Linked DNA regions of Homo sapiens: all the other regions are linked to region 2. Evidence: read pairs that join two places in POLR2A ChIA-PET (ENCODE). Cell type or tissue: PC-9. All regions are shown on one strand.

What was found. Peaks named below come from ENCODE experiments on the same cell type or tissue, not always from the same donor. Only the 100,000 strongest peaks of a DNase experiment are listed, where the experiment ranks them.
Region 1: POLR2A ChIA-PET joins it to region 2 with 31 read pairs; 14 of 35 experiments call an interaction of 5 or more read pairs at or near these places.
Region 3: POLR2A ChIA-PET joins it to region 2 with 15 read pairs; 11 of 35 experiments call an interaction of 5 or more read pairs at or near these places.

What each region holds. Positions count from the first base shown.
Region 1 is chrX:119,886,892-119,889,391 of GRCh38, reverse strand. No RefSeq gene overlaps it. Among named protein-coding and RNA genes, the nearest start is that of AKAP14, 7.8 kb to the left of the region's middle. In PC-9, CTCF peaks have their summits at 1,405 and 1,609 (motif pointing right); a DNase peak (open chromatin) is centred at 1,561; H3K4me3 peaks cover 846 bases.
Region 2 is chrX:119,756,540-119,759,039 of GRCh38, reverse strand. It overlaps SOWAHD (sosondowah ankyrin repeat domain family member D), which reads right to left and starts at 452. Exons shown (of 1, transcript NM_001105576.3): 1 at 1-452. The coding sequence starts at 372. RefSeq lists silencers at 143-442, 553-702. In PC-9, no CTCF peak of the experiment used is centred here; DNase peaks (open chromatin) are centred at 249 and 969; H3K4me3 peaks cover 1,435 bases.
Region 3 is chrX:119,564,157-119,566,656 of GRCh38, reverse strand. It overlaps STEEP1 (STING1 ER exit protein 1), which reads left to right and starts at 1,248. Exons shown (of 7, transcript NM_022101.4): 1 at 1,248-1,425. The coding sequence starts at 1,302. In PC-9, no CTCF peak of the experiment used is centred here; a DNase peak (open chromatin) is centred at 1,206; H3K4me3 peaks cover 1,455 bases; H3K27ac peaks cover 705 bases.

The DNA of each region.
Region 1 (2,500 bases), 130 kb before region 2:
TAATTTTTTGTATTTTTAGTAGAGACGGGGTTTCACCATGTTGGCCAGGCTGGTCTCGAACTCGTGACCTCAGGTGATCCTCCCGCCTCGGCCTTCCAAAGTGCTGGGATTACAGGTGTGAGCCACCACGCCCGGCCTTATTTTAATTTTATTTTGAGATGGAATTTCAATCTTATTGCCTCAGCCTCTTGAGTGGCTGGGATTATAGGCGCCCGCCACCATGCCCAGCTAATTATTGTATTTTTTTGTGGGGACGGGTTTTTGCTATGTTTCCCAGGCTGGTCTTGAACTCCTGAGTTCAAGGGATCCGCCAGCCTCAGCCTTCCAAAGTGCCGGGATTACAGGTGCGAGCTACCACGCAGGGCCAGGATTTGTTTTTTTCCCCTTTGTTTTGTTTACATTTTTCTTTTGGTGGGGGGAGGGGAGAGATAGGGTCTCACTCTGTCACCCAGGCTGGAGTGCAGTGGTGCGATTACGGTTCACTGCAGCTTCCACCTCCTGGACTCAACTGATCCTCCCGCCTCAGCCTCCCAAGTAGCAGAGACCACAAGCACACACCACTAAGGTCAGCTAATTTTTTGTAGAGACTAGGTCTCACTATGTTACCCAGGCTGGTCTCAAACTCCTGACCTCAAGCGATCCTCCTGCCTCAGCCTCCCAAAGTGCTAGGATTACAGGCGTAAGCCACCCCAACGGGCTGGGAGTAGGATTCCTTATTGCCTGCCCAGAGGAGACAAATGCAGGCAAAATACTTTCGTGGAGGGAACCTGGAGAGATTTCCCAGCAGATTAGAAAGGCTCCTTCTTTGAAGCAGAAGCTTAAATTCTGTGGCCAGAACTTTACTTCTTACCCCCAGCCAAGCCCCTTACTGAAACGCACAAATTTTGGCTTCCAGGGCTCTCTAGGTTGAGAGGCCTTTTGAATCCTCATGCAGCGCCGAGGACAAGTTCTTCCAAACTACTCCCTGCTCGGATGCTAGTGCAGGTATGAGTGGAGAAAAATGGCTTGGAAGCAGAGATGGAGGGGAGAGCTGGGAGGAGCAGGTGGGGCAGAGCGGGAGGAGCTGGCTAGAGCCTTGCCAAGCTCAGCCCCTCCCTCTTCGGGAAGAAAATAGACTTGGCTGCTTGGGAAGCCATAACTCCCACCCGACTCCCCACCCCCGCGCCGCACCCCCGCCATGGGCCTCTGGAAGCATCGGGACTATGGGGGGCAGGGAGGCTGCGCCGGCTGCCCACTGGCGCGTGGTCCAGCGATGCGCCCGCGTTCTTCTGAAAGAACGTGGAGACTGCACCAATACGCGCCGCCCCAGTAACAAAAATTAGCCGGGCGTGGCGGCGCGCTCCTGTGGTCTCAGCTACTTGGGAGGCTGAGATGGAAGATCACTTGAGCCCGGGAGGTCGAGGCTGCAGTAGCCATGATCGCACCACTGCATTACAGCCTGGGCGACAGAGCCAGAGCCTGATACAGGCCTGGCCAAGTGGAGTGCGTCCTGTCAGCTCCCCAGGAGCCGATGGGCGGGGTCGGTCGCAAGTACACTGCCCTACTGTCCTGGGCTTTCCGAGGCTGCCGGGAGCTAGACAGACCGCCAGGGGGCGAGAGGGCCAGCGCCTCCCTTGTCCTGAATGTGGGGAGTGGAGGGGAGGGGGAAATTTGTATCAAGGATGTTGTGCTCACTAGAGAGAACTGCTTTGGAGAGTCTTGCAGATCCACACACTTTTTTTTTTTTTTTAGTCGGAGTCTCACTGTGTCGCCCAGGCTGGAGTGCAGTGGTGCGATCTCGGCTCACTGCAACCTCTGCCTCCCGGGTTCAAGCGATTCTCTTGTCTCAGCCTCCCAAGTAGCTGGGATTACAGGTGTGTGCAACCGCACCCAGCTAATTTTTGTATTTTCAGTAGAGACGGGATTTCACCATGTTGGCCAGATTGGTCTCGAACTCCTGACCACAAGTGATCCGCCCGCCCCAGCCTCCCAAACTGCTGGGATTACAGGCATGAGCCATCGCGCCTGGCCTACACTCTCTTAGCTGCTGCTGCTGCTTTTTTTTTTTTTTTTTTCTTTTGAGACAGAGTCTTGCTCTTGTCGCCTAGGCTGGAGTGCAATGGCACGATCCTGGCTCACTGCAACCTCCCCCTCCCGGATTCAAGCGATTCTCCTGCTTCAGCCTCCTGAGTAGCTGGGATTACAGGCATGCACCACCACACCCTGCTAATTTTTGTATTTTTAGTAGACACAGGGTTTCACCATGTTGGTCAGGCTGGTCTCGAACTCCTGTCCTCAAGTGTTCTGCCCACCTTAGCTTCCCAAAGTGCTGGGATTACAGGCGTGAGCCACCGCGCCTGGCCTAGGTTCTTCCTGAACTGAAGAAAATCCAGGGAGATGCCCTAGATAGGGGTAGTCTACATCACAGCACAAGGAAGAGAGGACAGAGCTCTCTCTTGGGACTCCACACCCTGGGCCTTGAATTATACTCTTTTCCACCTATGCCTCATTTTCATTCCCT
Region 2 (2,500 bases):
GCCCTCGGCGGCTGCCAGAATCCACGCGTGCTCCCGCGGTTCCAGGCACAGCCTGCTGCTGCCCGGCCCACTCGGCCCGCCCAGCTCCTCGGCGCGCTCCTCCGACAGCCACCCCGCAGGAGCCGCCCGCTGCAGCCCCAGCAGTTCCCGCAGCGCTCCCCGCCGGCGCCCTGAGCCCGCTGCAGAGTGCATCAGCGTGCCTGGGAAGGGGTGCTCCCGGGAGGCGGCGGCTGCGGCTTTGCCCCAGTACCTGCCCAGGCTACCAGTGTCCGCTCTCGAGGGGCGGGGCTGCGGGGCGCACCGCAGGCTCTGCGAGGTCGGCGCGAGAGAGGCCGTGGGTGCCCGGTTCGCGGCCCCTCCGAGCTGGGCCATGGTCTTGAAGCTGCCGCCGCGGCCGTCCCAGTGTCCAGCGTTAGCTGCCCTTCCCGGGCCCCAACGGGAGAGGAACTGGCGCTGGCGTTGGGGAAGGAAGCTGCTTGAGCAATTGGGTTCGGAGGGAGGGAGCAAAGGAGAGGAGGAGGAGGAGGAGGAGGAGGAGGGAGGGAGCTAGGGGAGGGCCCCCGCGCAGGCCTTGGGGGGCGTGGAGGGGTGTGAGCTCCAGCCAAGTCCCCAGGGCAAGCCCAGCTCCACTTCCCTGGGTACCGCCGCCTCTGCAGCTCCCCCGGGTCGCGGGCGGTCCCACCCCAAACGGCCAGGTGAGCTCGGCAGCCCCGCCTCCAGCACCGAAGGGCGGGCGCGGGGACTGGCTGGGAGCTCGCCTGCGGCCCTGGAAGCCGCGGTTCTCAGCATCCCAGCCGGGGCTAGAGTGTAGAGGCGCGAGGGCGCCCCTTCCGCAGCGGGCCGAGCTCGGCTTCCAGCCACGGTCTCCCAAAGCGCGGTCCTGGAGCTCCGAGGCTCTGGCTCCCCGCCCCCTTCCTTCGCCCTTCCCTCTTATCTCTTCAGGAGTCTCCCTGCACTTTGTCCCGGAGTTGCCATTGTCCCGCGCCTAGCATTCACGCAGGCAGCTCGACTGCCCCATGTGACTGGCTCGTCTGCCTGCCTTGCCCTTTGTGTGGCCTTGACCCTCGCCGCAGCACCCGGGGCTGCCCAGGATTCCAGCAGAGAAGCCCAAGACCAGGGTCCAGGCTGACGCTCTTCCAGGGAACTCAGGAGGGATATTCCCCTTCTGCACCGCCCTCTCTGTCCTGCTCTCCACCCTCTTCCCTCCCGTCAATTTTCCCAGGTTGGCTTGGAGAAGCAGCTACAGGTGAATCTGAGCCGGCGCCGCAGGAGCGCCCTGTTCTCTTTAGAGATGCATCCCTGCTCTCTCCCCAGGGCCCCGCTTTCTACAAATTCAAAGCTTAGGGGCTTTTTAAAAAAGGATATTTTTTCTTTTTCACTCCTAATACCAGCGTACTCTTTGCTCTTCCCTTCCCTTAGTAAATAGTGGTTCTTGCCTCCACACCCCCAGCATCTTAAGGAGCTCAGTCAGTGAGCAACGGGGAGCCATAGAAGATTGTTGAGCCGGGGAGAGACACAGCCATGATGGAGGTTGTGTTAAAAAGGTGATTTGGGAGGTGCAGAGGCAGGAAGTCGGAAGACTGTTCCAGCAGTCTAGGCCAAGGGGGATGGAGGCTCAGGCCAAATCAGCCCACTCCCTCGGGGCCACCTGTGGCAGCAGTGATAGAAGGTATCGGAAGCTTTTCTTCCTTGGCCCTCACGTATTTGGAACAAGTCCTAAATATCTAGAGCTTTCCTTCAGAACAGTTTATGCATTTGTAATTTGGTTTTGAACATTTACTATGTGCCAGGCACTGTGCTTGTTGCGTTATATATGTTAACTCTTTTAATCCTCCCAGTGACCTCAAGTGCTGGGAATCATTACTGTCCCCAGTTTGCAGAGAGGTTAGGCTACTTGCTCAAGGTCACCCAGCAGGAAGTGGCAGAGCAGGTCTGTGCGACACCATAGCCTTTGTTCTGGTACACAGGAACTGGCATTCAAGCCTGGCTTATCAACTGCAAATCACATACAAGCCCCAAATTCCAGCCAAAAGGATAGACTTGTAACGTGAGCGTATCTATAACTTACACTCCTCTGCCTGGAAGAGCTTCTATGTAGTGAAGTTCTTTTCTTTCAAGGTTGCGCTTAGTTTCCACCTCTAGCAAGCCTCCTCTGATTATCCCAGCCCAAAGTGATCCCTCTCTTTCCCCAGCCCTGTGTTTCTGCTACTTCTTTGGCCCCAAGACTGCCTTGTGTTACATCTCTCTCCCCTTGCTCTCATATGCCAATTAAACTATAAACTCTTGGACAGCTATGTCATACTATCCTTGTGCACCTAGTAGTTATCCAAGAAATATTTGTTACCTTGTTCTGGTTTGGCAGGCTGGGAAAATGTGATTGTGTGTGTGTATGTTGGGGGCGGGGGACATGTATCCACAATCAGCACCTCAATGCCTGCTCCCACATCCCTGCTCCAGACTCCAATCTGCAGGACATCAAAAGCAACTCATAGATTTGGTC
Region 3 (2,500 bases), 190 kb after region 2:
AAGATTTTAGAAAATTTGAATTTGAATTTGAATTCAAAATTTTAGAAAATTTTCTAAATGAGAAGAACCCCACCCTTGACCACTATTATTGAACATGAATAGTTTTAAAAAATGGCTTTTGCCATAGACTTAGTAATGTTCCTTAATGAATTTAACCTAAAATTACAAGGCAAAACAGTGTTTATACCTGAAACCTGTACTGCAGTAAAGTCATTCAATGACATCCCACATTGTTTGAATCACAAACAGTGTCAAGGTGCTTTAATCACTTCTCGTGCTGTCAAAAGTTAAAAATCCAGATTTATATTCCCACACAAATTTGCGGTGGAAGTATTCTTGTACATGAATGTTCATAGCAGCATTATCTATATAATAACCAAAAAGTGAAAACATCCCCGTTGTCTGCCAATTGATGAATGAACAAAATGTGATATATCCATATGATGAAATATTATTCAACCATAAAAAGGAAAGAAGTACTGTAACATGGATGAACCTTGAAAACATTATGGTAAATGAAAGAAGCCAGACAAATGGCCACATATTGTAGGATTCCATTTATATGAAATGTCCAGAATAGGCAAATCCATAGAGATAAAAAGTAGATTAGTGGTTGCCGTGGGCTGGGAAGGTGGGGGATGTGCGGGTCGTGGTGACTACTAATGGGTATAAGATTTCTTTTTGAGATGATGGAAATGTTCTGGAATTAGTGGTGATGGTTACACAACTTTGTGAATACACTAAAAAACACCCAATTACACATTTTAAAAGGGTGAATTTTATGTTACGTGAATTATATCAACTAAAAAATAAGATACCTAAAAAATTATGTACTCATCTGGAATAGTCATTAAAATCACAATCATATTTAGAAACACACCCAAATCAGTATCATATATATATATATATATATATAATATAAACTATATAATGCATAGTCCTTTATTTAGCTGGTCTTATATATACATATGTGTATATATACATATAAATGCATGCGTTATAGAAATGTAAAGAATTTATATAATATTAAGGGTGTTGTGAGAAAGCCCACCAATCTTCATTGAGAAGTGACTCCCAGATCACAGGAGTCCCAGCTAACTTGGCCAAGACAAAGTAGGTTCTGGGAGGCTCCAGGCGCACCCCCGTATATCTTAGCCTGATAGGACAGCCCGGAAGTTTATAAGACTTCTGCTAACACGTGACCAGCGTAGCCACAAGGAAAAGGTGCAAGGCGCACTCGTGACGTCATTTCGGGGCGACCCTCTTCTTGGCGTAGAGTTTTCAGATTGCTCTTGGGAATCATGCCGAAAGTAGTGTCTCGGTCAGTAGTCTGCTCTGACACTCGGGACCGGGAGGAATATGACGACGGCGAGAAGCCCCTCCATGTTTACTACTGTTTGTGCGGCCAGATGGTCCTAGTGCTGGGTGAGTAGCCGGGAACTGCGGGGGCGTCTGCAAGGAGCCAGACTTCGGGTTCTTGAAGGCGAATTTCCTCTGGCTGTGATCTGGGAGCCACTTCTCAACGAAGATTGGTGGGTTTTCTCTCTCCGACTAAATCCTCCCTACGCATCCCCGCCCCACTCCAGGGCATTTTTTTTTTTCCTGCTTTTTGTTTAGCCTTGTGACTCTGTATCCAGACCTTCCTCAAAACTAAACTCCTTCAGGAGAACAAAAATAGAAACACAAACATATTGTATTTCCCTCTTAATCCACTGTCTTCAAAAACTACTGCCTCTAGAAGCTTTATAACTTTTCTGCTGGATACCAAGATGCTGCAGTTGCTCTTACCTCACAGCAAACGAAAATAAAACCCTCCCTCGATCCTGTATTCCCCTCCAGCTATAACCCCATTTCGTTGCTTCTTTTATAGCAAAGCTTCTCAAAAGAGTTGCCTATATTGGCTGTCTCTGCATCCTGACTTCTAATTCTCTCCTGACCTCACTTCAGGTAGGCTTTCCTTCCCACCTCATCATCTTAACCGTATTTGGCTCCATGTTAACAGTTCTAGTGGTCAGTTATCAATGTTCATTTTAATTCTGTCAGTGGCATTTGACAGAGGTAATCATTTCATTCCTTTTGCAACATGTTTTTTATTTGCTTCCAAGACTCCATACTCACTTGATTTTCCTCCTACCTCGTATTTCCCCCCCCCCTTTTTTTTCAGATGGAGTCTCACTCTGCTGCCCAGGCTGGAGTGCAGTGGTGCAATCTCGGCTCACTGCAAGCTCTGCCTCCCGGATTCAAGTGATTCTCCTGCCTCAGCCTCCCGAGTAGCTGGGATTACAGGCGCCCGCCACCATGCCCGGCTAATTTTTGTGTTTTTAGTAGAGACGGGGGTTTCACTACGTTGGCCAGGCTGGTCTCGAACTCCTGACCTCGTGATCCACCCGCCTCGGCCTCCCAAGGTGCTGGGATTACAGGCGTGAGCCACCGCGCCCAGCCTTAGATTTTTCCCCTTGTCTGGCTCCCTTTTCTCTCTCAGACTTTTAGGCATTCCAAG